Regions from separate parts of the Homo sapiens genome. Here region 1 is linked to region 2. The links are chromatin loops, found by intact Hi-C in ENCODE. Cell type or tissue: CD14-positive monocyte. All regions are shown on one strand. Each heading gives the region's core, and the rest is flanking DNA. Links, peaks and the distances in the headings are about the cores only.

The links. Hi-C counts contacts between places; a loop is a spot of excess contacts. Peaks named below come from ENCODE experiments on the same cell type or tissue, not always from the same donor. Only the 100,000 strongest peaks of a DNase experiment are listed, where the experiment ranks them.
Region 1: it touches region 2 in a loop (7-fold over the local background); 4 of 110 quality-filtered maps call a loop at or near these places.

What each region holds. Positions count from the first base shown.
Region 1 is chr12:31,898,651-31,914,183 of GRCh38, reverse strand. No RefSeq gene overlaps it. Among named protein-coding and RNA genes, the nearest start is that of LINC02422, 19 kb to the right of the region's middle. RefSeq lists an enhancer at 7,064-7,213. In CD14-positive monocyte, for the core only: no CTCF peak of the experiment used is centred there; DNase peaks (open chromatin) are centred at 7,063 and 7,363; H3K4me3 peaks cover 2,886 bases; H3K27ac peaks cover 2,653 bases.
Region 2 is chr12:31,846,193-31,861,725 of GRCh38, reverse strand. No RefSeq gene overlaps it. Among named protein-coding and RNA genes, the nearest start is that of LINC02422, 33 kb to the left of the region's middle. RefSeq lists an enhancer at 1,718-1,957. In CD14-positive monocyte, for the core only: no CTCF peak of the experiment used is centred there; DNase peaks (open chromatin) are centred at 7,635 and 7,995; H3K4me3 peaks cover 1,567 bases; H3K27ac peaks cover 2,880 bases.

The sequences.
Region 1 (15,533 bases), core at 4,218-12,217, 53 kb before region 2:
TTACAGGCGCACACCACGCCCAGTTAATTTTTGTATTTTTAGTAGAGACAGGGTTTCACCACATTGGCCAGGATGGTCTTGAACTCCTGACCTCGTGATTCACCCGCCTAAGCCTCCCAAAGTGCTGGCATTACAGGTGTGAGCCACCATGCCTGGCCTAGTTTTTGTATTTTTAGTAGAGATGGGATTTCATCGTGTTGTCCAGGCTGGTCTCAAACTCCTGTGCTCAAGTGATCCTCGCGCCTCAACCTCCCTAAGTGCTGGGCTTACAGGCATGAGCCATTGCACCTGGTTGTTTATATCTTTTTATACAATCATACAGTTTTATGCAGTCTTTGTAGGTAGTCTAGTTTCTCCTGCTATTGTAAGGAAACTTTTCCATTGTGTTTCCTGATTTATTATTTTGTCCTATATATTTAGTTGTGATAAGTATATATAACATAAAACTTTGCCATTTTAGGCCAGGCACAGTGGCTCATGCCTGTAATCCCAGCACTTTGGGAGGCTGAGGCAGGTGGATCACAAGGTCAGGAGTTCAAGATCAGCCTGACCAATATGGTGAAACCCGTCTCTACTAAAAAAATACAAAAATTAGCCGGGCATGGTGGCGTGTGCCTGTAATCCCAGCTACTCAGGAGGTTGAGGCAGGAGAATTGCTTGAACCCAGGAGGCAGAGGTTGCAGTGAGCTAAGATCGTGCCACTGCACTCCAGCCTAGGCAACAGAGCAAGACTCCATCTCAAAAAAAAAATTTGCCATTTTAACAATACTTAAGTTGTTAAGTATTGTTAAAATGGCAAATTTTTATGTTATATATATCACAACTAAATATATAGGACAAAAGGATAAATTCACTATTTCCAATCTACTTAATACAATAATTCAGCATTAAGTATTGTGATTTCTCTGAAATGTATATTTGGTCTTCATCTTGTTTCTGGGCACACAACTTCTAAAATCCTTAGAATCTTCATTTAAAAAAACTATTTATTTATTAAAAAAAATAAAGACAGTGTCTCCCTATGTTGCCCAGGCTGGTCTCGAACTCCTGGGCTCAAGGGAACCTCCTGCCTTGGCCTCCCAAAGTGCTAAGAATACAGGCGTGAGCCACCATGCCCGGCCTCCTTAGAATCTTCAAAGTGATGTGTCTTTTTGTATGCTAACGAGTTGACTTAAATTTGGCAGCCTCTAGGTAGCTTCAGTGGGGTCTGGTTACCTCAAAAACCAACGTCAGAATAAGAATTGGGACTTTCAGCCCCACCCCTCAACCTCCAGGGAGCAAAGAAGGGCTGAAGGTTAAGTTGATCACCAAAGGCAAATGATTTAATCAATCATGCCTACGTACTGAACGTACTGAAACTTACATAACAAGAGAACAGGGTTCTGCGAGCCTTGGAATAGCTGAACATGTGGAAGTTCCTGGAGTGTGGCGCACCTAGAGAGGGCAAGGAAGCTCTCCATCCTTTGCCCCATACCTCGCCCTATGCATTGCTTCCTCGGTATCCTTTGTAATATCCTTCATAATAAATTGGTAAATGTGTTTTCCTGAGTTCTGTGAGCTGCTTTAGCAAATTAATCCAACCCAAAGACAGGCAACATAGTGAGATTCCTGTCTCTACAAAAAATTTTTTCAAAAAATTAGCTGGGCATGGTCGTGCACAGCTGCAGTCCCAGCTACTTTGGGAGGCTGAGGTGGGAGGACTGACTGAGGCCAGGAGTTCGAGACTGCAGTGAGCTGTGATCACACCACTGCACTCCAGCCTGGGCAACAGAGTAGTAATCTCTTTTTTTTTTTTTTTTTTTTTTTTTTTTTTTGAGAAGGAGTCTCGCTCTGTCACCCGGGTGGGAGTGCAGTGGTGCTATCTCGGCTCACTGCAAGCTCCACCTCCTGGGTTCATGCCATTCTCCTGCCTCAGCTTCCCCAGTAGCTGGGACTACAGGCGCCCGCCACCACGCCCGGCTAATTTTTTGTGTTTTTAGTAGAGACGGGGTTTCACCGTGTTAACCAGGATGGTCTCGATCTCCTGACCTCGTGATCCGCCCGCCTCGGCCTCCCAAAGTGCTGGGATTACAGGCGTGAGCCACTGTGCCCGGCCTGTCTCTTCTTTTTTTTTTTTGAGGTGGAGTCTCGCTCTGTTGCCCAGGCTGGAGTGCAGTGGTGCCATCTCGGCTCACTGCAAGCTCTGCCTCCTGGGTTCATGCCATTCTCCTGCCTCAGCCTCCTGAGTAGCTGGGACTACAGGCACCTGCCACCACGCCCGGCTAATTTTTTTTTGTATTTTTTTAGTAGAGACGGGGTTTCACCGTGTTAGCCAGGATGGTCTCGATGGGGTTGAACTAGGTGGCCTCTAAATATCTTTGCATCCCTGAACAGCAGCATTATACATTTAGCCCTTAACTGGAAGCCCTCAAGGAAACCCAGACTCTGTGCTTCCTCCTTCATACCTGTCAGGCCACTGAATATGACTTTTCATTTCTAGGCTACTTGCCTTTTCCTTTTTTCTTCTTTTTGTCTGCCTTCCTCCCTTCTCTCCCTGTTTTCTTCCTTCCTCCTCTTTCTTTCATTATCATGAAAAAATTTATCTCACATAATGAGAAGTCTGGGTGAAAACAATGCTGCCTTTTAATGGGTTTGGTGCAAAAGTAACTGTGGTTTTTGACATTAAAAGTAACGGCAATGGCCGGGCGCAGTGGCTCACACCTATAATCCCAGCACTTTGGGAAGCCAAGGCGGTGGATCACCTGAGGTCAGGAGTTCGAGACCAGCCTGGCCAACATGGCAAAACCCCGTCTCTACTAAAAAATACAAAAATTAGCCGGGTGTGATGGTGGGCGCCTGTAATCCCAGCTACTCAGGAGGCTGAGGCAGGAGAATCATTTGAACCCAGAAGGCAGAGGTTGCAGTGAGCAGAGATCATGCTGTTGCACTCGGCCTGGGCAACAAGAGCCAAACTCTGTCTCAGAAACAAAAAACAAATGGATGGCAATAACTTAATATGAAATGTATACTTTTTTTGAAAATCTTTTGGGGAAAGGAAAACACCTTGTGATTTTGATTACCCTGAGGATGTCCTAGGTATGGCTTGGGGATTTATGTAACTTTAAGGACCACCCTAGAGTAAGCATGTTAATTATGGTGGCTTTTGTCCACTAACTTCAGAAGTAGCCATTAAATAAAGCTGCAACCTAAGTCCTCAGTTTCCTAATCCTCCCTAGGGATTTATTAAGTTTACTTGTTATGGGATGTTTTTATATGACCAATCTTTATATTTCAACCATCTTGCCTCAGTTACCTCTTCTTGAGTCTTTTCCCACATCCAACTTGTCCTTGGTTTACATCAACCCTTCCAAACTCATACCCTACTGGCTGGTCTATTTTTTTTCCCAGTCTTACTTATTACCATTCCAGTTCAGGCCTTACACTGCAGCCTCACATACCTCACATACACCATAATATATGATGTAGGCAGTAAAAATTGTTTAAACCCTGGCTTCATGGAGTTTGGAATCTTTGGGGAAGCAAGATACATAGACATAAAACTATTATGAATCAATATAGTCTATGGTTGCTTTGAAAATGAGAATGATATAGAGTGTAAAGTCTCTCATCACATGCTATGAATAATGAAAGATTTTAAACCAAAAAAATAGAAAGTATAAAGATGGTGGCCGGGCGTGGTGGCTCACACCTGTAATCCCAGCACTTTGGGAGGCCAAGGCAGGTGCATCACCTGAGGTCAGGAGTTTGAGACTAGCCTGACCAACATGAAGAAACTCTGTCTTTACTAAAGATACAAAACATTAGCTGGGCATATTGGGGTATACCTGTAATCCCAGCTACTCGGGAGGCTAAGGTAAGAGAATTGCTTGAACCCAGGAGGTGGAAGTTGCGGTGAGCCAAAATTGTGCCATTGCACTGCAGCCTGGGCAACAAGAGTGAAAATGACCCAAAAAAAAAAAAAAAAAGATGGTAAGGAGATTTTACAAACTATAGATTTTTACATTTAAAGAATCCTCAAATTAAAAGACAAATAGAGAACAAAAATTTAAACAAGATGACAAATGGTTAATATCCTTAAGATAGAGAGCTGAATATTAAAAAGTCTTTATGTTATTAGGAAAAGTTCTACAGCCATAGTAACAAGTAAGTAGCAGAACTGGCTTAACCCACTGAAATCAATGGCAGCTTGCTTTGGTGAAAATGTCTTCAAAAACCAACTAATCAGAGACAGCTCAATGTCTGAAACGCAGCTAGTCAGCAACAGTCTTGCCAGGACAAGCTACTCTAGTCTCTGTAACTAACACAAGGCATAGTTCTATGATCCACTATTGCCTCTATAATCAATACAACTGTAAGGGTTTAAGGAAGAAGAAAGAAACACAAAAAGGGGCTCAATAATCACAGACAAGTGTATTTTGGAGAATAAACCTGAGAGGGGATTCTGGCTGGTTTAGGTCGGGGCCTTCTCTCTTATAGACTAAGAATATTTAAGGGTTTAGGGAGGGAGAGCTTATCGCAGATTTGGAATATTTCTGGGTGGAGGAGAGTTTTATTGTGGGGTTGGCATGTTTCTGGTCGGAGGGGGATTTATCTTGGGGTTGGAACATTTCCGGTTGGAGGTGTCATTTAATGGTCATGCTGACATTGGCCATTAGGGTGATGTTTCTGGGGCTGGATTAGGCGTTTTTTAATCAAGGGCAACTTAAAATGGCAGTGTTTGTCCAAGATGGTGATGCTCTTGCTCTGTCAATCCAGATCCTATAGTTATAGAAGGACAAGGGGCGGTGTGTTCTTTCTGGCTACTTCCTGCTAAGGGGAGGAGTGCGGAGAGTTCTTTGATCTCAGATTGACTGTAGGACTAATGCTGTCTGTAGATGTTTTTGGGTAGTTGTCTGTGAAATGGCCATGATCCTGTCAGTTAAAAATCTTTGAAAAAGGTTAATTAGGCAGGGTAAAAACATTAGTCCTAGGCACATCATTAGGAGAGGGCCCAGGAATGGGATGACCCATGTTGTGATTTTGTTCCAAAACCAACAATCTATTTGGTTGTTTTGGTATTCCCTTAGTCTTTTAGCCCTTTCTGTAAGTTTTTCAGCAGCATCTCTTACTAGGCTTGATTGGTTGAGGTATAGGCAACATTCCTCATCCAACGAGAGGCAGAGGCCATTTAAGATCTCCTTTTTCAGCCATTATAAGATCTAGTCCCCCTCTATTTTGGAGGATTACTCCAGCCAAGCAGTCTAGTTGGTCTTGGACTCTTATAAGACTTTGGGCTGTATCTTCTAAAGAACGCTGTAGTTCTGTTGAAAGAGCTTTAAAGTATGTTAAGGAGGTGGCCAATCTGCCTGCTCCCAATCTAAGTCCGGCGGTTATACCCAAGGTGGCCATCAAGGGAATGACATGGAAAGCCCTCCTCTTCCTAACATATTGGGCAGATGGAATGGGCAAAGGTTGACTAGGAGGAATTAGTCCAATGCAGGGAGAAAGATAAACTAGAGTACATGTTCTGGTACAGTTGGTGGGGAGACAAAGATATGTACTGGTTCCATATAAAAATAATAAGACTTGGCTGGGTGCGGTGGCTCACACCTGTAATCCCAGTACGTTGGGAGGCTGAGGCAGGCAGATCATGAAGTCAAGAGATCAAGACCGTCCTGGCCAACACGGTGAAACCCCGTCTCTACTAAAAATACAAAAAAAAAAAAAAAATAGCCGGGCTTGGTGGCACACGCTTGTAGTCCCAGCTATTCGGGAGGCTGAGGCAGGAGAATCACTTGAACCCAGGAGGTGGAGGTTGCAGTGAGCCAAAATTGTGCCACTGCACTCCAGCCTGGGCAACAGAGTGAGACTTTGTCTCAAAAAAAAAAATAAAATAAAATAAAAAATAAGCCTTGTTGTAAATATAGGCAGAGATATGGAAAGAAAGCAAGTGAATTAAGGCTGAAGTGTCTTTTCTTTCCTGTGGTTCATTACTCCAGATGGACAAGGAGGAGGCCAGAGAGACATCCACTATAGTAGAGATATAGGAAGAGTTATTCTTTATACATTTAATACAATCAGATGTTGCACCATTGATATTGAGCCATGAATAAAGCGGGCACTAGGGACAGCACAAATTAGGTCAGAGGCATCGGTTGAGGGAGAGGCTGTAAAACGAGCCAGTTGTGGAAATGCCCCATTTGCATCAGGTGATATGTGATAGTCAACTCGGTTAGTGTGATGGTCAGAGGGGTGTTTAACAATGATAGTGCATTGGTTAGGTGTTAAGGACCCTACAGGGAAATTTCCCTCACAGGCTGAAAAGCAAAGTGAGGCTTGTTGTAAAAGGGCGGTGTGTTTAGTTATGGGCCCTTCAATGGGAGGGCCTTGGGGCTTGAGGCATTGTAGGGAGTTGTAATAGGTTTGAAATGATTTGTTGGCTTGATTGGCCCTGGAAGGGGCATAATCACCTACCAGGGCGTCAGCTCTTTCAAAAAAGGAAGCTCCTTTTTGGAGTTTATAGATTATGGTTATGTTTCCTGTTAAAAGGTCATGAAAGGGTGTAGGAAGGGCTGTATAGGCTGAGGAAGACAGTGATAAGCACATCCAGGATTCTGGAGCAAAGGAAGAGTTAGCTTGCAGCATGAGGGATTGTGTAAGGTTTATAGAGCATTCCAGTTTGAGAGCAGTGAGGAGTGGTTGTATTGGTAAGGTTGATGTGATTACAGAATTTATATTGAAAGAAACAAGCAAAAGGAGAAAAAGGTTATTTGAGTAGGAGTAAAGTCCTGGAAAATTCCTTGAAGCCGTAAGTCCCATAGAATAGTAAGGAGCTGATCAGGATGGATAATGGGAGTTTCATAATGGTACCAATAAAGGTCTGTAACAAGATTGGTTGGGAAGCAATGAAAGTTTGAGAGAGAAAGAGACATAGCAGCTTATGTAAATTTCTCTTCCTTTTCCTCCAGGATTTGGTGAGGCGAAGGGAAGTGGGTCCTGTGGAGACACAAGAGAAGGCTGAAGGGGGTTTTGATTTGGTTGTTTTGGTATGTAGTGAAGTCTGTTGTCTTGAGAGATGTATAATGAAACCAGCTGGGGAGTCCCTGGGGTTTTGCTCCTGTGGTGTTGCAGGAATCAAGGGACAGAAGAGACCAATGGGTGGGACAGGAGGATTTATTAGGTGTGTACCAGCCCAGAGGATTAACATCCAAAGGCTGAGCCCCGAACAAAGACAGGGCTTGACTTTTATACATGCATCCAAAAGGGGGTTGGCTATACATGCATCCAAAAAGGGGCTCACCAGTTTGATGGTGCAAAACCTGTAGGGCGGGCAAGCAGGCTTACAGAAGCAGAACAAAGGCAGTTTGTGAAACAGTGACAGATTGTGCAACTTAAACATATCTTGTGACCTTATACAGAAGGAAAAACAGGAACTTACAAAACTTTGCAAAATAATTATGAGAATGGTAAGGGGGGAAGGGGAAGCTGAAAGAGGAGAAAAACTTGTTTTTCTCACCCCTGCTCCAAGATGGGAGGGAGAGGCTCTGGGGCTCATCCCTTGAGGGCCCTGGCTCTGCAGACAGGGCTATCAAAGCCCTGCCAGAGCCCTGCCTATCGCTGAGCCTCAAAGTGAGTTAGCCTAGTACAAGAAACTTTTTTTTTCCTGCTTAAGTGGGTGTAGTAAAGATGATCTGGTAAGACCCATTCCATTTAAGTGTGAGGGGAGGATTGAGGAGAGGACTGGGATCTTTTACCAGAACCCAGTCTCCTGGCTGTAGGAAGTGATTAGAGAAGTCGGCGATGGGTCGTGTCAGGTATTCGTCAGCATATTCCCAAATGAAATGGCAGATGGTATGTAGAAGTGGGGAAATGAGGCCAGGCACGGTGGCTCACACCTGTAATCCCAGCACTTTGGGAGGCTGAGGCGGGTGGATCACGAGGTCAGGAGTTCGAGACCAGCCTGGTCAATGTGGTGAAACCCCGTCTCTACTAAAAATACAAAAATTAGCCGAGCGTGATGGCATGCACCTGTAATTCCATCTACTTGGGAGGCTGAGGCAGGAGAATTGCTTGAACCTGGGAGGCAGAGGTCACAGTGAGCCAAGATCTTGCCGCTGCACTCCAGCCTGGGTCTCAAAAAAAAAACAGTAACAAAAAAGGTTTTAAAATTAGCTGGTTGCAGTGGTGTTTGCCTGTAGTCCTAGCTACTCAGGAGGCTGACGTGGGAGGATCATTTGAGCCCAGGAGTTCAAGGCTGCCGTAAGCTATGATCATGCCGCTGCACTCCAGCCTGGGTAACAGTGAGACCCCTGTTTCTGAAAAAGAAACAGAAAAACAAACCCCAAACAGCCAGTCTCTGTAACTGTGAGAAATAAATTTCTGTTATTTAAGTACTCAGCCTATGATATATTTGTTACAGCAGCCTAAACTGACTGAGACAACTACTAAGGCATTTAGTTTATTTACCTTTAATGAAATTAGTCTCAAAAAATCTATTGCCCTAGTTTATACTATCTTTCACTTCCTATTCTTTTTCTTTTGAGAGAGAGTCTCGCTCTGTCACCTAGGCTGGAGGGCAATGGTGTGATCTCGGCTCACTGCAACCTCCGCCTTCCGGGCTCAAGTGATCCTTTTGCCTCAGTCTCCTGAGTAGCTGGGATTACAGGCGTGTACCACCATCCCCAGCTAATTTTTATATTTTTAGTAGAGACGGGATTTTGCCATGTTGGCCAGGCTGGTCTCAAACGCCTATCCTCAAGTGATCTGCCAGCCTTGGCTTCCCAAAGTGCTTGGATTACAGGCATGAGCCACCATGCCTGGCCTTCCTATTTTTTTTTTTTGACTCTTTTTTGGTATTAATTATATTCTTCCTTGCTAGTTTGGAAGTTAAATACTCTATTCAGGTTTGAGATGCTTTTTTTGCCTTTTGTTTTTTGGGTTGATTTTTTTTGGTTGTTACCCTATAAGCTGCATTGTGATTACTTAAATTACAAAGTTAATCTATTTCTTTATCTCCTCCAGAACACAGACCTGTCATATGTTTTAATATTATCTTTTTTCTTTCAAATTTAACTATTACTAAACATTATCATTGTTTTATAGTTAATATTTTATACTTACCCAAAGTCTTTTTTACATGTTGTTTCTTCTTGTAGCTTCATTTAGGATCAATTTCCTTCTAGCTAAAATATATACTTTAGATTTTTCCTATAGGGAGAGTTTGCTGGCGAAAGAGTGAGTTTTATTTGTCTGAAACAATTTTATTTTGTCTTCATTAAAACAAATTTTAGGGCCGGGAGAGGTGGCTCACGCCTGTAATCCCAGCACTTTGGGAGGCCAAGTCGGGCAGATCACAAGGTCGGGAATTCGAGACCAGCATGGTGAACATGGTGAAACCCCGTCTCTATAAAAAATACAAAAATTACCTGGGCATCATGGCACATGCCTGTAATCCCAGCTACTCGGGAGGCTGAGGCAAGAGAATCACTTGAACCTGGGAGGCAGAGGTGGCAGTGAGCTGAGATTGAGCTCAAAAAAAAAAAAATTTAATTGGGTTTAGAATTCCAAATTTTCAGTTGCTTTTCCTCAGCAATTTGAAGATAACATTTCACTATCTTCCAGCTTACATTGTCTTTAAGCCAGCTGTCACTAACTCAGCTTCTTTTGAGATGATCTCCTTGCTGGCGCAGTAGCTCACACCTATAATCCCAGCACTTTGGGAGGCCAAGGTGGGTGGATCACCTGAGGTCAGGAGTTCGAGACCAGCCTGGCCAACATGGTGAAACCCCGTCTCTACTAAAAATACAAAAAAAAAAGTAGCTGGACATGGTGGTGGGTGCCTGTAATCCCAGCTACTTGGGAGGCTGAGGCAGGGAGAATCGCTGGAACCCGGTAGGCGGAGGTTGCAGTGAGCCGAGATCGAGCCATTGCATTCCAGCCTGGGTGAAAGAACAAGACTCTGTCTCAAAAAGAAAAAAGAAGATAATCTCCTTTCTCTCCTGCTGTTTTATAATCATTCTTTGTCATTGTTGTTCTGAAATTTCACCATTTTATGTCTGTGTGTGGGTTTCTTTTCTATGTACATAGACATACCTATGTACATAGACTGAAACTTATGCACATAGGTTTATTAAGATATATTCATAGGTTATAAACATATATACATAGGTTGTAAACATATAAACATAGCCTAAAAAAAATATAAAGCAAAAACATCACAAGAAGAAACAAGCTGGGTATGGTGGCTCATGCCTGTAATCCCAACAATTTGGGAGGCCGAGGTGGGCAGATCACCTGAGATCGGGAGTTTGAGACCAGCCTGACCAACATGGAGAAACCCCATCTCTACTAAAAATACAAAATTAGCCGGGCATGGTGACGGATGCCTGTAATCCCAGCTACTCAAGAGGTTAAGGCAGGAGAATCACTTGAACCTGGGAGGTGGAGGTTGTGGTGAGCCGAGATTGCGTCACTGCACTCCAGCCTGGCAACAGAGTGAGACTCTATCTCCAAAAAAAAAAAAAAGAAGAAACAGACAAATTTATATTCAATCATATTGGAGGATTTGAAAATTAATAATTGACAGAAAATGTTCATCGAGTAGATTTGATAAACATGATTACATATTTACTATGGTAGAAGCATAGAACGCTATACTAACAACTGCAAAAATCACATTCTTTTTAAGCACGCAAAATTTTTATTAATTGAAGACAGATTGTCTGTAAATCAAATCTCAAGAAAATTGACAGAATTAAAATGAGGACATTCTCTGACCATAGGCACATGTCAGAGATATTATAGGTTCAGTTCCAGATCATTGCAATAAAACAAACATCACAGTAAAGTAAGTCACACAATTTTTTTTGGTTTCCTAGTACATAAAGTTATTTTTAAACTATAATGTAGTCTATTTAGTATGCAATGGCATTATGTCTAAAAATATACCTTATTTTAAAAATAGTTTATCAGTAAAAAATGCTGACACAACGACACAAAAGTGAGCACATGCTGTTGGAAAAATGGCACTGATATACTTGCTCAACACAAGGTTGCCGCAAACCTTCGATTTGTAACAAAAATACAATCTAGAAAGCATGATAAAATGAAGTGCAATAAAATAAGGTATGCCTATGTATAATGCTATTAAGCTACAAATAAACAATAAAAAAAGCTAAAAAATTTCCTTTATGTGCTAGGAAATAAGAAAGACACAAATTAAACATTTTGAATGTAATAAACAGTATTACAGATGACGGCCGGGCACGGTGGCTCACGCCTGTAATCCCAGCACTTTGCGAGGCCGAGGCGGGCGGATCACGAGGTCAGGAGATCGAGACCATACTGGCTAACAAGGAGAAACTCCGTCTCTACTAAAAGTACAAAAAATTAGCCGGGCGTGGGGGCGGGCGCCTGTAGTCCCAGCTACTCGGGAGGCTGAGGCAGGAGAATGGCGTGAACCCGGGAGGCGGAGCTTGCAGTGAGCCGAGATGGCACCACTGCACTCCAGCCTGGGCGACAGAGCGAGACTCTGTCTCAAAAAAAAAAAAAAAGTATTACAGATGACAACTGTGGGATGCAGCTACGTAGTGTGTAGAAAGAAATGTATAAACTTGGCCGGGCGCAGTGGCTCATGCCCGTAATCCCAACATTCTGGGAGGCTGAGGAGGGCGGATCACCTGAGGTCAGGAGTTTCAGACCAGCCTAGGCAACATGGCGAAACCCTGTCTCTACTAAAAAATGCAAAAAATGGCTCGGTGTGGTGGCAGGTGCCTGTAATCCCAGCTGCTCGGGAGGCTGAGGCAGGAGAATCACTTGAACCCAGGAGGCGGAGGTTGCAGTGAGCCGAGATAGCCCCACTGCACTCCAGCCTGGGCGACAGAGCGAGACTCGGTCTCAAACAAAAACAAAAACAAACAAACAAAAAATAAATGTATAAACTTAAAAGACTTATATTAGTAAGTAATCATTTATAATAAGTCAGAAAAACAGAAAATAAATCCAAAGTAAAAGGAACAAAGCAGTTATTTTAAAAGACTACACAAAATTTGGCAAGAATGATCAACAACAAGAGAGAAATGTGAACATACATTTTACCAAATAAGTTATGTGAATGGCAAAAAACCAACATGAAATGATGCTCCACATCACTTGGTCATTGGGGAAATGTGAATTAAAACCATGAGGAAATATACTTCACACCCCCCCAAATACCACCTGTACCGCAATAACTTATGGAAATATAATAATAAGAAAATAAAAACTATACTTCACACCCACTAAAATGACTCAAATTAAAAAGACTAACAATATCAGGCGTGGAAGAGAATTTGGAGCATCAGGAACATTGCCGGTAAGAATGAAAATGGTATGTTCCTTAGTCCATTTTCTGATGCTATCATAGAATACCCTAGACTGGGTAAATTATAATAAAACAAAATTTCTTTCTTTCTTTTTTTTTTTTTGAGACAGAGTCTCGCTCTGTCGCCCAGGCTGGAGTGCAGTGGCGCCATCTCGGCTCACTGCAAGCTCCTCCTCCCAGGTTCACGCCATTCTCCTGCCTCAGCTTCCCGAGTAGCTGGGACTACAGGCACCTGCTACCACACCCAGCTAATTTTTTGTATTTTTAATAGAGACGGCGGTTTCACTGTGTTAGCCAGGATGGTCTCAATCTCCTGACCTCGTGATCCGCCCACCTCGGCCTCCCAAAGTGTTGGGATTACAGGCGTGAGCCACAGAGACTGGCTTTTTTTTTTTTTTTTTTAAGAAGGGGTCTCACTCTGTCACCCAGGCTGGAGTACAGCCGCGCAATCTCGGTTCACTGTAACCTCCACCTCCCGGATTAAAGGGATTCTCCTGCTTCAGCCTCCCAAGTAGCTGGGATTACAGGCACCACCACGCCCGGCTAAATTTTGTATTTTTAGTAGAGACAGGGTTTCACCATTTGGCCAGGCTGGTCTTGAACTCCTGACCTCAAGTGATCCACCCGCCTTGGTCTCCCAAAGTGCTGGGATTACCGGTGTGAGCCACCTCACCCAGACGAAATGTATTTGGTAAAGTTCTGGAAACTGGCAAGTGCTTGGATTCAAGGACAAGGAGTCACAACTGCAGGGGGCCTTCTTGCTGTGTCATAACATGTGAAGGCATCACAGGATAAGAAGAGTGCAAGGCTGGCTTTTATCACAAACCCGCTCTTGAGATAACTTATTCCCTTCCACTATAACCCCACTAATCTGTTAATTCATGAAAAGATTAATCCATTCATGAGGGCTTAAGGTCTGTCTCTTAAAATTCTCACCTCCCCTTTTTTTTTTAGAGTCAAGATTTTGCTCTGTTGCCCAGGCTGGAGTGCAGTGGCATGATCATGGCTCACTGCAGCCTTGACCTCCTGAGCTCAAGGTATCCTCCCACCTCAGCCTCCTGAGTAGCTAGGACCACAGGTGTGTGCCACCATGTCTGTCTAATTTTTAAATGTTTTGTACAGATGGGGTCTTACTACATTGACCAGGCTGGTCTTGAACTCCTGTCCTCAAGCAATCCTCTTGCGCTGGCCTCCTAAAGTTCTGGGATTACAGACGTGAGCCACCATGCCTAGCCTGGTCCCACCTCTTAATAGAGTCGCCATGGTAATTAAATTCCAACATCAGTTTTGGAGGGACACAAACCACAGTGGTATGAATACTTTGAAAAGAGTTTGGTGGTTTCTGATTATGTGAAAGACAGAGTTACCACATGACCCAGCAATCCAACTGTTACGTACTTCCCCAAAAGAAATGAAAACATGTCCACACAAAGACTTGTGTGCAACTGTTCATTGGAGTTTTTTTCATAGTATGTATCTCCCAACTGGAAACAACCAACTGGTGAATGGATACACTGTTTTACATCCATACAATGCAAAGCTACTTACCAAAAAGAGCTACTTTAGATTTTTCTGTTTGTGAGCCAAAACAAAATAGAAACACACAAACAAAAAACCTACCAATACACATCACAACATGTATGAATCTCGAAAGCATTATGCTGAAGACAGCTGGGTGTGGTGACTCACACCTGTAATCCCAGCACCTTGGGAGGCCGAGTGGGGTGGATCACTTGAGGTCAGGAGTTTGTGACCAGCCTGGCCAACATGGTGAAAGTCTGTCTTTACCGAAAATACAAAAATTAGCCAGGTGTGGTGGTGGGCGCCTGTAATCCCAGCTACTCTGGAGGCAGAGGCACGAGAATCGCTTGAACCTGGGAGGTAGAGGTTGCAGCGAGCCCAGATCACACTGGTGCACTCCAGCCTAGCAGGATTGTCTCAAAAAAAAAAAAAAAAAAAAGCATTATGCTAAATACAAGGAGCCAGACACCGAAGATTCTACGATATCATTCCACATTTATAAAATTTTAGAAAAGGCAAATATTGTATATAGTGATAGAAAGCAGACTGATGGTTAGATTAATGTGAAATATTTTGCCACATAATGCAATGGAAATAACATAAATAAAAATAAACAAAAAAGTCAGTGTCTATCATCAAGATAGCTTCTAAGGAAGCTTCTACTGATATTTACAATTTATTGTCTATATCAAAGGCTATTTTATTTGTGGCTTTTTGGAGAGGCCAGTGGAGATTACAGCTCTGCCAGATTACTTTTTTGTGAAGCAATTTGCAATCACATTCTTGTTATATGGAGAAAAATCCTTGTTCTTGAAGGGAATTCTTAAAGGGAAGGGATGGTTGCTGTCTTGCTCTTCTTCATTTTTCCTGCAGATATCTAATGTATATTCACTTGAAGTAAGTCTTATTTGGGGAGTGTAGCAATATGTCAAGGCACTTAACATTGTGTCAAGGGTCACAGTGCCAAGCACCATGTCAAGGCAGAGGGAAGATGATTGATGATGTATCCTGAAGAATACTGCAGTCAAAGCTTGGAGAATGAGTTGAGTGCTGTGGAAACCCTGATGACAGGGACTACAATGAGGAAGAAGACCCAGAGCAGCGAAAGCTTTGGCAATCTGGCCAGGGAGACTATTGGATAACTAGGTATCCTGGATTTATGCAAAGGCTCTACAATGAGATTACTCAGTTTATAATTTGGATTAACCTGTCGTTTCTGTGGGCTCACCCAGGAATTTTCCTTACAGTATGATGTAGGGAAATGCCTTTGACCACTCCCCTATCTCTTTATCAATACCAGGGTCACACCTCTACCTAGCCTCCTTCCTTCCTTCCTTCCTTTCTTTTCTTCTTTCTTTCTCTTTCTTTTCTTTCTTCTTTCTTTTCTTTCTTCTTTCTTTTCTTCCTTTCTTCTTTTTCTTTCTTTTTCTTTCCTTCTTGCTTCCTTCCTTCCTTTGTTCTTTCCTTACTTCTTACTTCTTTTTTTTTTTTTTTTGAGACGGAGTCTTGCTGTCACCCAGGCTGGAATGCAGTGGTACCATCCAGGCTCACTGCAACCTCTGACTCCCGGGTTCAAGTGTTTTTCCTGCCTCAGCCTCCCGAGTAGTTGGGACTACAGGGGTGCACTACCATGCCCGGCTAATTTTTGTATTTTTAGTAGAGACGGGGTTTC
Region 2 (15,533 bases), core at 4,853-12,852:
ATAATTTTATACCCACCATATTGCAAAAAAAAAAAAAAAAAAGGAGTTAAGTTTGACACAATCAAAAGATGGCAAGGATGTGGAGCAATAAGCAACCTTACACACGGCTGATAGGACTCCAAATTGGTGTATTGATTTTGGAAACCAATTTGGCATTATCTAGAACACCTGAAATGGATGTGCCCTATGACTCAGAAATTCCATTTACTGGGCATGTGCTCAGGAGAAACTCTTACATGTGGGCGCAATGAGGCAAACAAGAATGTTCAAAGCTATATTATGTATCATAACAAAAAACTAGAAACAGCCCTTATGTTCTCAATTAGAATGGACAAACAAATCCTGATATAACAAAATAATAAAATACTGAAAGCAATGAAAATAAACTACATCTACATGAATTAAAATCTATACATTTCATTGACATAATGTTGAGTAAGAAAAGAGCTAGCTGCCAAAAATATATTTATAATGTTGGTTTCATTCATATTAAGTTAAACGTGTAAAAATAAAAGTATATGTTTAAAACTATATGTTTTAAGGATACATGTGTATTTGATTAAACTATGATTAAATTAAATTAAACTTGATTACAGAATGAGGAAAACTATGGTTGGAGAAATTTGCAGGCAGGATCAGGGAAGAGTCTACAGCGTATTTCTTAAAACTAGATATTTCTTGCCTTGACATCTCAGCAAACAAACAAAACTGGGTATTTCTTAAACTAGGTGGTGGGTACACTGGTGTTCATTTGATGGTTATTGTCTATACTACTTGTTATTAAACTTGGCTGCAATTGGGATCGCCTAAAGGGCTTAAAAATAATACCGATGCCTCACTCCCACCTCAGAGATTTTGATTTAATTTCATGAGGTCTGGCAAATATTATCCTAAATGGAAACCCTAAAGATTCCTTAAAATGTATTACTCTAAAGATAAATGGCCTCATTCCTGATGTTTTTTAAAACTTTTCATTTTGAAATAATTTCAGACTTACCTCAAAGTTTCCAAAATAGTAGCGTTCCTGTAGTATCTTTTACCCAGCTTCCTCTAGTGTTAACACTTACGCAACCTAGTACAATGATCAAAACCGGGAAATTAACATTGCTAAATACTGTTCTTCAGCCGTTATTCAAATATTGCCAGTTTTCCCACTAATGTTCTTTCATTGGTCCAAGGTCTAATCCAGGATCTTACATTTCTCTAAGCCATCATGTCTTCTTAGTCTATTCCAATCTGTGACAGTTCCTCAGTCTTTCTTTGTCTTTCATGACCTTAATACTTTTGAGGACTGCTGATTAGTTATTTTACAGAGAGTAGCTGAATTTAGTTTGTCTGATATTTTCTTACAATTAGATTGAGGTTATGCATTTTTGGCAAGAATTCCACAGCAGGTATGTTGCCCCCTTCTTGGTGCATTATGTAAGGGATTATATTATGTTGATATATCTCATTACTGGTGATATTAACTCTGATCACTTAGTTAAGGTGGTGTCTATGAATTAATCAAGTTATCAAATCTCTCTTATTTCATTCTCAAAGGAAAACTCATCAATTATTGAGGACCTCTGACTGTCACTCTAATGCATGAATAAAGAGGTGCTGGATTAAAATACATGGGCATACAGACATACATGCACATATGTGCACATACAAATTAAAGACAAGATATTTCAACTCCATTATATTCATCAGTGATATGGTTTGGCTGTGTCCCCACCCAAATTTCATCTTGTATTGTAGTTCCCATAATCCCCACGTGTCATGGGAGGGACCCTGTGGGAGGTAATTGAATCATGAGGGCGGTTTCCCCCGTGCTGTTCCCATAATAGTGCGTTCTCATGAGATCTGATGATTTTATAAGGGGCTTTCCCCGCTTTTGCTCAGCACTTCTCCTCGCTGCTGCCATGTGAAGAACGAAGGTTTTGCTTCCCCTTCCACCATGATTATAAGTTTCCTGAGGTTTCCCCAGCCCTGCGGAACTGTGAGTCAATTAAACCCCTTTCCTTTAAACTACCAAGTCTCAGGCAGTTCTTTACAGCAGTGTGAGAATGGACTAAAACAGTCAGTTATTACCACAATAATGCTTCATAACACACCTCCTATGTCTCAGACTTACAACAACAAGTTCATGGATCTTTGCATGGGCTGGAGCAACCTTGCTTTAGGCTATAGGGTGCCTGAGTGTGGCTCTAGGCTTCTACTTGGGTTCAGGACTGCTCAACATGTTTCCTCAGTTCTTTGGACCAGCAGCTAACTGGGGCATGTCCTGTAAACTTTTTGTCTTGAAATAATTTTAGACTTACTACAGTGTTTCCAAAATAGTACAGAGTTCCTGTATATCTTTTACGCAGCATTCCCTGGTGTTAACATCTTACACAATCACAGTACAGCGATCATAACCGGGAAATTAACATTCATACAATACTATTCTTCAGCCATTATTCAAATATCGCCAGTTTTCTCACTCAAAGGAAAAACTCCTAAATCTTCGTTAAAAAAATCACAGGAACAACTGTGTGCAGTGGCTCATGGCTGTAATCACAGCATTTTGGGAGGCCAAGGCGGGCGGATCACGAGGTCAGGAGTTTGAGACCAGCCTGACCAACATGGTGAAACCCCATCTCTACTAAAAATACAAAAATTAGCCCTGCGTGGTGGCACGCACCTGTTAATCCCAGCTACTCAGGAGGCTGAGGCAGGAGAATCGCTTGAACCCAGGAGTTGGAGGTTGCAGTGAGCTGAGATGGTGCCACTGCACTTCAGCCTGGGTGACAGAGCGAGACTCCATCTCAAAAAAGAATAAATAAATACATACATAAATAAATAATCGCAGGAACATATCGGAAATTATTGTCTCTTGAAGCAAGAACTGTCACACCGTTCCTTCAACTCATAGTTCTTTTCTTTTTTTTATTATTTGTTTGTTTGTTTGTTTGTTTGTTTTTTGAGACGGAGTTTTGCTCTTTATTGCCCAGGCTGGAGTGCAGTGGTGTGATCTCGGCTCACTGCAACCTTTGCCTCCCAGGTTCAAGTGATTCTCCTGTCTCAGCTGCCCAAGTAGCTGGGATTACAGGCGTCCGCCACCATGCCCGGCTAATTTTTTGTATTTTTAGTAGAGATGGGGTCACACCATTGTTGGCCAGGCTGGTCACAAACTCCTGACTTCAGGTGATCCACCCGCCTTGGCCTCCCAAAGTGTTGGGATTATAGGCGTGAGCCACCATGCCCGGCCTCAACTCATATTTCATTAGTCAAAGTAACTCACAGGAAATACATCCCTTCCCTAGTGGGGAGAACTGCAAAGTCACATGGCAAAGAGTATAAAGGTAAAATTTGGATACAGAGTATGAAAAACTAAGAATAGTCATGTGATCTACCTAACTGACCTTGTGTTTTTTCAAAAGTGACAAGTTGTGAATAGTGTTGCAACGAAAAGATAAATAAAATCAAGTGACATGATCTTTGACATACAGTAGTCGCCCCTAAAGTAATTGGAGAAAAACATGTGTTTCTTACGGTGAGGATAGATCTAAGGGCTATGGCTAGATTAAGAGAGTACTAAAAGAACCCTCGGATAGTCACATAGTTTAACATAATTTAGTCATCCCTTCTCTCTGTTAAACTTAACTTTTTCTCAGTACACCTAAAATAATTTCAAAAAGATATGTTCTTCCTCACCTACTTCTAACTTGTTTCAAAGAACATAATTTGAGGCATAATGTAAATATTGACTTTTAAAAATAGAAGTTATATTACTTTTTCTGGCCGGGTGTGGTGGCTCACGCCTATAATCCCAGCACTTTGGGAAGCTGAGGTGACTGGATCATGAGGTCAGGAGTTGAAGACCAGCCTGGCCAATATGGTGAAACCCCGGCTCTACTAAAAATACAAAAAATTAGCCAGGCGTGGTGGCGTGTGCCTGTAGTCCCAGCTATTCGGGAGGCTGAGGCAGGAGAATCGCTTGAACCCAGAAGGCGGAGGTTGCAGTGAGCCGAGATTGTGCCATTGCACTCCAGCCTGGGCACCAGGGTAAGACTCTGTCTAAATAAATAAATAAATAAAAACAGACGTTATATTACTTCTTAAAGTGTATCTACCAAATCTAATTAGCATAGGGTTTTGGTATATTCCATCATTCATCATACAAGAGAGAAAATAACACTCTTCTTCAATAGACAGACATTTTATATAATTTATTTTATCTTTGAAAAATTTTTCATTCCTTTTCCTCACAAAATTTGATTTTAATATGTGTTCAAAAGTCTTTTATTAATCATCTTATCATATTTCTCTGAGCAAAAATGTGTCTAAGAATTGAAATTATTTTAAATTGTTTTTATTTCCTGTCATCTTAAAGTTCTTTTTTTTTTTTTTTTTGAGGCAGAGTCTCGCTCTCTTGCCCAGGCTGGAGTGCAGTGGTGTGATCTCCACTCACTGCAAGCTCCGCTTCCTGGGTTCACGCCATTCTCCTGCCTCAGCCTCCCAAGTAGCTGGGACTACAGGCACCCGCCACCATGCCCAGCTAACTTTTTGTATTTTCAGTAGAGATGGGGTTTCACAGTGTTCGCCAGGATGGTCTCGATCTCCTGACCTCGTGATCCGCCCGCCTCGGCCTCCCAAAGTGCTGGGATTACAGGCGTGAGCCACCGCACCCAGCCGATCTTAAAGTTCTAAGTGGTCAATGTTTCTTCTGGATTAAATGATCACTACAGTTATTAGTAATAAACAAACAATCACAAAAAGTAAATACACTTTTAAAAAATAATTGTTAAGCATTGTAAGAGAAACAATTCTCAGAGAATTGAAACTCTTGGTCCAGGTCCAGGGACACCTGGGAAGCTGACCCTGAATTTACTTTCTTGCAAAATTAGTTCTCAAAATGTACTAAGTTACGGTAAGTGTAGAATGTTGTGTGGACCATGCTTTTTCCACCTGAAGTGTATCTGGTTGTTGGGGCTATTTGTTGTATAACCTTTCATTGAGGTGCTACAGCTGCTCCCAAAGAATGTTATTTATGGCCGGGCGTGATGGCTCACGCCTGTAATCCCAGCAACTTGGGAGGCCGAGGCAGGCAGATCATGAGGTCATGAGTTTGAGACCATCCTGGCCAACATGGTGAAACCCCGTCTCTACTAGAAATACAAAAATTAGCTGGGCATGGTGGCATGAACTTGTAATCCCAGCTACTCAGGAGGCTGAGGCAGGAGAATTGCTTGAACTCGGGAGGTGGAGCTTGCAGTGAGCCAAGATCGGGCCATTGCACTCCATCCTGGGCAACAGAGTGAGACTCTGTCTCAAAAAAAAAAAAAGTTATTTATTAAGTTATACACACCCTGAGGAATGATATGACTAATAAGTTATAAAAAGTCAAAGAGCAGATAGTAGAAGAGCTTCCCAGTGCCAAGGTGGTCCATCTTGCTTTACCTTCATCCCTTGTAACTGAGCATGACCCATGAAATGATAAGCTTGGAAACTGTGCCTGGGATATTGCAAGGCCTTTTGCTCAAAGCAGTGCTTGCTTGGATGCTGAACTACCTGTCCTGCATCCTTTGAATAAAATAAGTAAACTGGTATTGAAACTGTGTCGTTTTGATCTGGGCGCAGTGGCTCATGCCTGTAATCCCAGCACTTTGGGAGGTTGAGGCTGGTGGATCACCTGAGGTCAGGAGATCGAGACCAGCCTGGGCAACATGGCAAAACCCTGTCTCTACTAAAAATACAAGCCAGGCATGGTGGCGGGCGCCTGTAATCCTAGCTACTTGGGAGACTGAGGCAGGAAAATTGCTTGAACCCGGGAGGTGGAGGTTGCAGTGAGCCGAGTTTGTACCATTGCGCTCCAGCCTGGGCAACAAGAGTGAAACTCCATCTCAGAAAAGAAAAAAGAAACTGCGTTGTTTTGTTAGTCTTTCCATCAATCCAGGTTTGTATCAAAAGTGGCGATTGATTCCGGTGCTTTGGGAGTGATGAAAAAGAAAAATTAAATTAAAAATAAAGTGGCAATTGATACGAAGACCTCTGACCCCGTAGAGGCAAAAAACCCTTATGTTGTAAGAAGATGAATAGGGAACAAATAATTTTGATGCCTGAAAGATTGCTTAACCATCATGTTGTTTGATATGACTCCATCCAAGAATTGCTCTTATCAGTGAAATTTAAAAAAACATTGATCTAATTCACTAAGAACTGATTAAATGGGTTGAAAAAAGAGAAGCAAGCAGTGCAGGGAAAAGCTAGAAATACTATCCCATGTTCGTTTCTTATGGCTTTTTTGGAAATGAAAGCATTGACAAAGAGAAGGGAAAGGAAAGCCAAGAGCTCTAAGCCTAGCAAAATCTGATCTTCATAGCTTCCCTAGTACCTGTGAGGGAAAGGGAGGGACAACATAGTTAAATCACACTGCCATCCCACTGAGATCCCTCCTTAATCAAACTAGCCCAGATCCCAATAGGGGCATGCAAGGCGTTACAGAGGACAAGCATTATAGTATAAAGAAGTTGAGTAATTTTGTTGAAAAATAACAGCAACTGCTTAAGAAATCCTTGTGATCTTGGATCCTTAGATAAAATGATCAGGATGCCAAAAATGTAATTGTGGATTCTGCATAATGAAGCAGTTTGCATGGAATAAGCATCTATATTATGGAAACAAATTGTATCTAATGAGTCCTTCTGTCATTCCTGAACTTAACACTAATAGCTGAGTTAGTGGGTGCTCCAATATGGAAGTAAAACATTACTGGAAATACTTATTTTAGTGAAATGGATGTCGTATGGATGCTCATGACTTTTTAATAAAATGCACAGGGTTCAGCATCAAATCCATGTAAACCTTTGGCAATGGGACCAGGCGTGGTGGCTCACGCCTGTAATCCTAGCACTTTGGGAGGCCGAGGCAGGTGAATCACCTGAGGTCAGGAGTTCGAGACCAGCCTGGCCAACATAGTGAAACTCCATCTCTACTAAAAATACAGAAAATTAGCTGGGCGTGGTGGCAGACACCTGTAATCCTATCTGCTCGGGAGCCTGAGGCAGGAGAATCACTTGAACCTGGGAGGCGGAGGTTGCTGTGAGCTGAGATCGCACCATTGCACTCCAGCCTGGGCGACAGAGCGAAACTCCATCTCAAAAACAAACAAACAAACAAACAAACAAAAAGGTTGGCAATGTTGAACTTTACCTGAGCATCATACTCCTGGAAAATAGCAATAGTTTAAAAATCCCTCCACTCTTTTGCGGTCCTGAAAATGGCTTACTGCAAAAATCCACCCTTCCCTATATGATTTAGATAAGACCAATGGATGACGACCCCCTTGTTTACCTAAGACAAAGACAACACAGGCTCTCCAAATTCCCATTATTTTATCTCATAAATGATTAGATGAACTGTTTGCACTGACCAGTCTGGACAAAATACCTGCTAATCTGACCTGACCAAACTCTAGTTAGGCTTCTCTTTTCCCCTGAGGCCCCTGAACTTTGGCCTACTGTTGAGTTTAAACAAGCATTGGAATGTGGAACAACCTCCTTAATGACCCTTCCAGAATTGGCTGACTGCAAAGAAAAATTGTCCAATGTGCCACTCTCTGATTCCATTTCCCCCATACTCTGTTCCTTCTAACCTTGTTTGCTCCAGTGGAGTATTCTTTCACAATAGCTTTCCCCCTGCCACCCCCATTACATAAGTCTTTTTGAAAAAGGCCTTTCTTTATCTAAGTATGGATTTGTTTTTATTGGACTCCTTGTAGCATAAATAGGTAGAATGGAATAGAAGGGGTTTTATTATAGTGATTTCATTCAATTATTTGAACTCTTTCTGAAGTATATGCCAAAACCCACATAGTTACTGATTATCAAAAGTTGATTTTTAATGAAATTTGGTATGTCAACTTTCTCAGCTCTCTTTCAATTTTGTTGAAAGCAAAGAATTGGGAAACATCTAACTTGCAAAAGATGCATTACTCCATCATCAGAGTCATCCACTTCCTCACTGGCCAGCACTGATATTTAGAAATGTATCTTTCCTGGAGCCCTGGAGGTTCCTCCTCCCATAAGCAATGCACCATAGTGGGTGTATATCAGTAGCAGGAGCTTGGATATAAATGGGGAGCTGGAAGAGTAGGACTGGGTAACATCTGAGAGCTAGCATGATAGAAGATCTCTTTTAAGAAAAAGCATAGACAGAAGTTGAGAATCTAGAAACTCATTTTCTAAAAACTAACTGCCAATGGTCCATTCTCTGTCTTCATCAGAGCTGCCATTTTGCTGTTGCCACTTGCTAGTGTTGAAAAAGCCTCCTGCTTCAGGTTCACTATCAGCATGAATGAAGAAAAGGTGGCCAGATTTCAGGCTCAGATCCAGAATGGTGATAAGGGTACCTTCCCTTACAGAAAGAAGATAACATATAGAATAGCAACAGCTGATGTCAAAAAGCCTCTTTTCTTTTTTAAAATAGCGGTGAGTAACTATTACTGGAATGGAATAGATAAACCTAAATAGAGGTAAAGGGGTAATCCCAGGACTCAGGCTTGCCTCTCTTATAGCATTATAATTACTCATCATGCAAAAGCCAAAACAGTGTCAGCAATGCTCCCTGGAATATTAAGGTAGCTGGGCACTGACAATGTTACAAGTTCTAGGAAGTTAGCCAAATAGTCTTTCTCGTAGCAAGTATTGAATAGCAAAACATGAAAAGTAGGAGACTAGTGGCTCTGTCCTCAATTACTGGCTTCGCGTTTCCTTTATTATTTTTTGGATTTTAAGCTTGCATACACTTACTAAATAATTGCATGTCAATCTTATCCCGTGTCCTAACTCTTCTTACTAGCACTGCAGAATTCTGTCTTTTCAGCAAGGTTGAAATTGTGAATGCCCTTTTTGTCCCTAACAACTATGTCAAGATATAATTCACATGCAATACAATTCACCCATTTCAATATATTTTGGCTAATTCGTTATTCATTTACAAATTGTGGTAAAGTATGTATAACATAAAGTTTGCCATCTTGGCTTTTTTAAGTGTATAGCTTAGTGGTATTAATGAATGATATTCACAATGTTGAGCAGCCACCACCACTATTTACTTCTGAAACTTCAACATGCCCAAAATAAACTCTAATTATTAAGCAATAACTCCCCAACCTCTGATAATCTCTAATCTACTTTTGTTACTGGAAAGGGGTCCTGATCCTGACTCCAAGAGAAGGTTCTTGGATCTCGTGCAAGAAAGAACTCAGGGCGAGTCTGTAAATTAAAGTGAGAACAATGTATTAAGAAAGTAAAGGAGTGAAAGAATGGGTACTCTATAGACAGCAGCCCCAAGGGCTGCTGGTTGCCCATTTTTATGGCTATTTCTTAATATGCTAAACAAGGGGTGGGTTATTCATGCCTCTCATTTTTAGACCATATATAATAACTTTCTGACGTTGTCATGGCATTTGTAAGTTGTCATGGCACTGGTGGGAGTGTAGCAGTGAGGATGACCAGAGGTCACTCTTGGTACCATCTTGGTTTTGGTGGGTTTTAGCTGGCTTCTTTACTATAACTTGTTTTATCAGCAAGGTCATTATGAACTGTATTTTGTGCTGACCTCCTATCTCATCCTATGAATCAGAATGCCTTAACTGTCTGGGAATGCCACCCAGTAGGTCTCAGCCTTATTTCACCCAGCCCCTTTTCAAGATGGAGTTGCTCTGGTTCCAATGCCTCTGACATTTCCCACCTTCCTTTTATAAGAGAACCCTTAATCCTAAGGGCTGCAGAGGGACAAAGATCCATTTTCTGTAACTTCTTTATGCTGAATAGGGGCAATGATATTCCTGCCTAACTATTAGGGTCTTTTGTGTTTACGGTAGAGAGGAGCTTAGTTAGAAAGCATTGGCCTGGGCGCAGTGACTCACGCCTGTAATCCCAGCACTTTGGGAGGCCGAGGTGGGCAGATCACCTGAGGTCAGGAGTTTGAGACCAACCTGGCCAACGTGGTGAAACCCCGACTCTACTAAAAATACAAAAATTAGCCAGGCGTGGTGGCGGGTGTCTGTAATCCTAGCTATTCAGGAGGAAGAGGCACGAGAATCACTTGAACCAAGGAGGCGGAGGTTGCAGTGAGTTAATATCGCTCCACTGCACTCCAGCCTGTGTGACAGAGTGAGATTTTTGTCTCAAAAAAAGAAAGAAAGAAAGAAAGCATTGGTATGTTGAGGGCCATTTATAACTTTTGAGTTCCAACAAAAGGTGATATTTGGAAGATTAATAAGTGTTTAAGAAAACATTGAGTAAGCTTATTTTGCATTGCTATACAAAGAGTACAACAGCAATATATTTCACCACACTAAAACAACATAAGCAAAATTATCCCAACTTAACTAAGTTAGAAGGCTTTCTATCAACTGGGCAAGTGTTAGAACCAAGCTGATAGGGGGTTGCTAGATGATTCCAGTATGTGCCCAGAATTAGATATTGATTCAGATTTTGACATTACCCATCCTCTCATTTCTTTTGAGCAGCAGTTAGAGATTACTGGTTGATTTACAGGAATAAGCAGAGTCAGTTTAATTTGCAGGGAAAAAAAATTTAAAGCAACTGATGAGACTAGAATTTAATAACAAGTGTACCACAGTTCTTGAAACATTAAGTTTTCTGTCTCCAGTTTCCCATTTTTATTAAAGACAAATTATGGTAACACCAACTTGCTTTATTATACTTGGCCTGATTGTTTGCATAAAGTGTAGCAAGAATAATTATTTTTCACATAAGCTTTTTGTAAATTGGAACTCTGTTCCATAGAAGGAATCTTAGATAAGATTTTTTTAGATCCGAGCCCTGCCATTGGTTTGTATGCTTAAATACCTATGAGCTAGGTAAATTCCTCTCCTCTTGAGGTTCCAAGATAACCTGGGGCTTCTGGGCCTGTTAGAAAGTGACATTCTTTACTTATCACAGGTCAGAAACCCTGTGCAGGGACTGTGTAGGCAAGGTATGAGGCCAGTTCTCCCAAGGGACTTGTATTGGCCCTATAAGTTAAATTTAATTCCTTAAAGGAAAACACACCATTCCAGTTAAAGCCTTGGTAAAATAACCAGTTTTTCCAATTGCATCCTGTTACAAAAGAAAATGGATTTTTATTGCACTTATGCAAATAACTATATTGCCATAAATTAAGAATACTTACAAATAGTTTCCATATTTTAGAGAAATCTGGTAGAGAGAAACAAATATGATCCACGTTTTGTTTACAGGAGTATACTTAATTGTTAAAAGCTGTAAATAGCTTCTATTAGTTTAGTCCATGCAGTTAATTCCTGTTTGATATTTATGAACATTTCAGCTTTCCGTGAGTCCGAAAGTTTTTTCCTGTATTTTAATATTACAGTGTTCAAAGGTATTAGAAACCTGAATTTAAGAGCACCTGTTAGAGTCCTATAGCTGATTATAAACCATTTTTTTAAAGAGGAATAAAACAACAAGTGTCCGTGGATGACAAAATGTCTTAGGACAGTCACAGTTAAAAACACAATTGACAAAGAAATTTGGTTACCTCTGTGGCATACAATGATTTTATGTAACAATTATAATTATTAATAATATACACTAAGTTATATTAGAATTATTTTGGAACACATACCAATAACATATTTATACAAATATAGCCCAAAGAAGCTAAACATTATTTTATATTTGACAGTGCTTCTTGTATGATTTTTATATAAAATAAGCCAAATGTCACTTTTACATTAGTGTACTATTACTGTCAAACCCAGTTTTTAATAAAACCTTATAGACAAATGTATTTAATCAGTTTGACCATAAGGTAAGATTTTTATAAACCTCTTTTATAACTACCTTTACAATATTTGTTAAAGAGCAGAGTAAAAGCAGGTTTTTGCTTTAAGAAAAACCTGTTGTGCTTTTATTCCAATGTTTAGTTTAAAACTGAATAATACCCCTTTAACTTTAGCCAATCTGTTCACACATAGATTTTTTTTATAATTAATTTTTTTATAAAACGTTTACAACTTGTTTAAACCTTTAGAATTTTCCTATTTCACTTAAAGCAATCCTTTAACCCTTTAGGCAAAAAAAATACATGCCCATGCCTTTTTATAATTTTTTACTAAAAACAAAGTTTACTTTTCTTACACACCTTGCATGTAAAACTGTTTCTTCAGTAGTCACAAATACATGTTACACTGTTAACTCTTAGTGACTTTAACTTTTGGTGAAAACCTTGGTAAGTTCAGGGTTTTAATTAGGTATGGAGCCGAGGACAGCAGACAGAAGTGCAGATAAGGTCTGATTTTTTTTTAGCATTTACGTGTCCCAGGCCTTACCTAGCTGTAAAGCAGGAAAGTTTTACAGTTACAAGTTATAGTGGCATTTTATGACACATTTAGGAAGCCTAATTACCTTTAAATTGTACAACATTTTTTGCATAAATTATTTTCATATTTTTATGACTTACACAGACCATTTATGACATGCTTGGACTTTCGGACTTGTCCTAAACATACCTCTTGTCAAACAACCATTTTACTTTAGAACAAGAATTTACCATACAAGATCCTTTGTTATATAAAATCTTTTTCTTTATAACCTTCTTTGTATAGCTAGGGGGCATGGCTAATCCCATATATCCCCAGGCCTTATCTAGAATTTAATGCTTTAAAATGAATTGAGGCTGGGCATGGTGGCTCAGGTCTGTAATCCCAGCACTTTGGGAGGCCAAGTGGGGCGGATCACTTGAGGTCAGGAGTTAGAAACCAGCCTGGACAATGTGGTGAAACCCTGTCTGTACTAAAAATGCAAAAACTAGCCAGGCATGGTGGTACGTGCCTGTAATCCCAGCTACTTGGGAGGCTGAGGCAGGAGAATCACTTGAATCTAGGAGGTAGAGGTTACATTGAGCTGTGATTGTGCCACTGCACTCCAGCCTGAGCAACAGCATGGAACTCCATCTCAAAAATAAATAAATAAAATAGAATAAAATAAATTGAACAATTTGTAAAAGTCAAAGAAGCAGTTTATGACCTGCCACTCTGCTTAGCACCCAATATCAAACTGGCAAGGCTCAAACTTGCCCCCTGTTGGGCCCCATCATCATTAATCCAACCTCTGACCAGAGAGTTTTGACTTGTGATCTCTGGGAAAGATGGTTACCCTGAGTAATAGAAAAAATAAGAAAGGGAAAGGAGAGAGAGAAAAGCCTTGCCTGTGGCAGGATGGGGAAGGTGAAGATCTCAGGGAGTTGAGAGAAAGACCCACCCATTCCAGCAACACTGAATCAAAAGTTCAGGTGGCCGCTTGTCAGCTGTGAAGGGATATTTTTCAGCAGTCCCATCAGCTCTCAAGTTTCCCCTTTTAGGGAAGAAAAAGCTCCCCATGTCCCACGATCCTGTTCATGCCTAATCCTGTCACCCATAGCTGTCAGCAAAGAGTGCAAGGCAGATTATTTGAAAGAGAATAGCAGTTAATAGTGTCAAACCCATTCTTAGCCAAGAAGGACTTTACTGAGAGAGGCCTCTAACTCCCTAAATCTTAGAAGGGATAACTCTTCTAATTTGGGCCTCTAACCCAAGGTTGGTTAAGCGTTCTTGCCTTTTATTAAGATGAGTCTCTAACCCACTCTGTTTCAGGAGAGACTCTAACTCCCCTAAGTTGCACCTCTAACCCAATCCCATCCTTTACTTGGGTACCCCAATTACCCAAAGTTGGCCAATTAGTGCTGCAGTCTGTTTCCTTTGGGTTGAGAAGTATTTTCAGTATTGTCCCACTTGTGGTTCATGAGAAAGATGTTATCAGACCCCAACACTTAACCAAAGTTAGCCTTTGAGTTGGGAGTTTCCACACTATAGTCCCCTCTGGGTCGTCAGAAAGATGTTACTGGAAAGGGGTTCCAATCCAGACCCCAAGAGAGTGTTCTTAGATCTTGCACAAGAAAGAATTCAGGGCACATTCATAGAATAAAGTTAAAGCAAGTTTATTAAGAAAGTAAAGGAATAAAAGAATACTCCATAGACAGAGCAGCCGGCTGCTGGTTGCCCATTTTTATGGTTATTTCTTGACGATATGCTAAACAAGGGGTGGATTATTCATGCCTCCCCTTTTTAGGGCCGGGCACGGTGGCTCATGCCTGTAATCCCGCACTTTGGGAGGCCAAAGCAGGCGGATCATGAGGTCAGGAGATCGAGACCATCCTGGCTAACATGGTGAAACCCGTCACTACTAAAAATACAAAAATTAGCCAGGCATGGTGGTGGGCGCCTGTAGTCCCAGCTACTCTGGAGGCTGAGGCAGGAGAATGGTGTGAACCCAGGAGTTAGAGCTTGCAGTGAGCCGAGATTGCGCCACTGCACTCCAGCCTGGGTGACAGAGCAAGACTCCGTCTCAAAAAAAAAAACAAAACAAAACAATAACAACAACAACAAAACACATACATACCAAAACCAAATGGCTTACAACAAGAATTCCTTTTTTTTTTTTTTTTTAGGAGTCTTGCTCTGTTGCCCAGGCTGGAGTGCAGTGGCGTGATCTCAGCTCACTTCAGCCTCTGCCTCCCGAGTAGCTGGGATTATAGCATGCACCAACATGCCCAGGTAATTTAAGAATTTATTTTTCTTTTATTTTGAGATGGAGTTTCACTCTTGTTGCCCAGGCTGGAATGCAATGGTGCCATCTCAGCTCACCACAACTTCTTCCTCCTGGGTTCAAGCGATTCCCCTGCCTCAGCCTCCCGAGTAGCTGGGATTACAGGCATGCACCACCCGCCTGGCTAATTTTGTATTTTTAGCAGAGATGGAGTTTTTCCATGTTTGTCAGGCTGGTCTCGAATTCCTGACCTCAGGTGATCCACCTGCCTCAACCTCCCAAAGTGCTAGGATTACAGGCATGAGCCACCATGCCTGGCCAAGAATTTATTTATCTTACTGGCAGATCTGCAGGTCAGCTGATAATTGTGCCTCAGACTGACACTCAGATGCCTAGGCTCTGGGGTTCAGGTTGTGCTCATATCTGTTTCCTGAGTCTTATTCTGGGACCCAGGCTGAAGAAGCAGTGCTGGTGGGACATGTTGTTCTTATGAACAATGGCAGGACTAGGAGAGCTATGTCAAACCAAGAGCCAAGTCAAACATATTCAAGGTCTCTCTCCTGTCTTTCCATTAGTAGTACATTTGCCAGAGCAAGTCACAGGGCCAGGCCCAAGAAGTATAATCTTCCCACAGTAGAAGGGAGAGGGGAGTGGATATTCATTGAACAATAAGCCAAACTACTGATCAACCTATCAATCATGCTCATGTTATTAGGTTGGTGTACAGATCTTACATTGGTATTTTGGTTGTACTTACATCGATGTTATCCATACACAAGAAATTACATATATATTCTCTCTTCACTCCCTTTTCAACACATAAGGTAACATTCAATACAAATACCTAATGTAACAGGTCATCTTTAAAATAAATTGTTTCCTGCCAGCAGAGGTGTGCTAAATCATCATCATCATCATCATCATCATCATCATAATTTATGAGAGATTTGG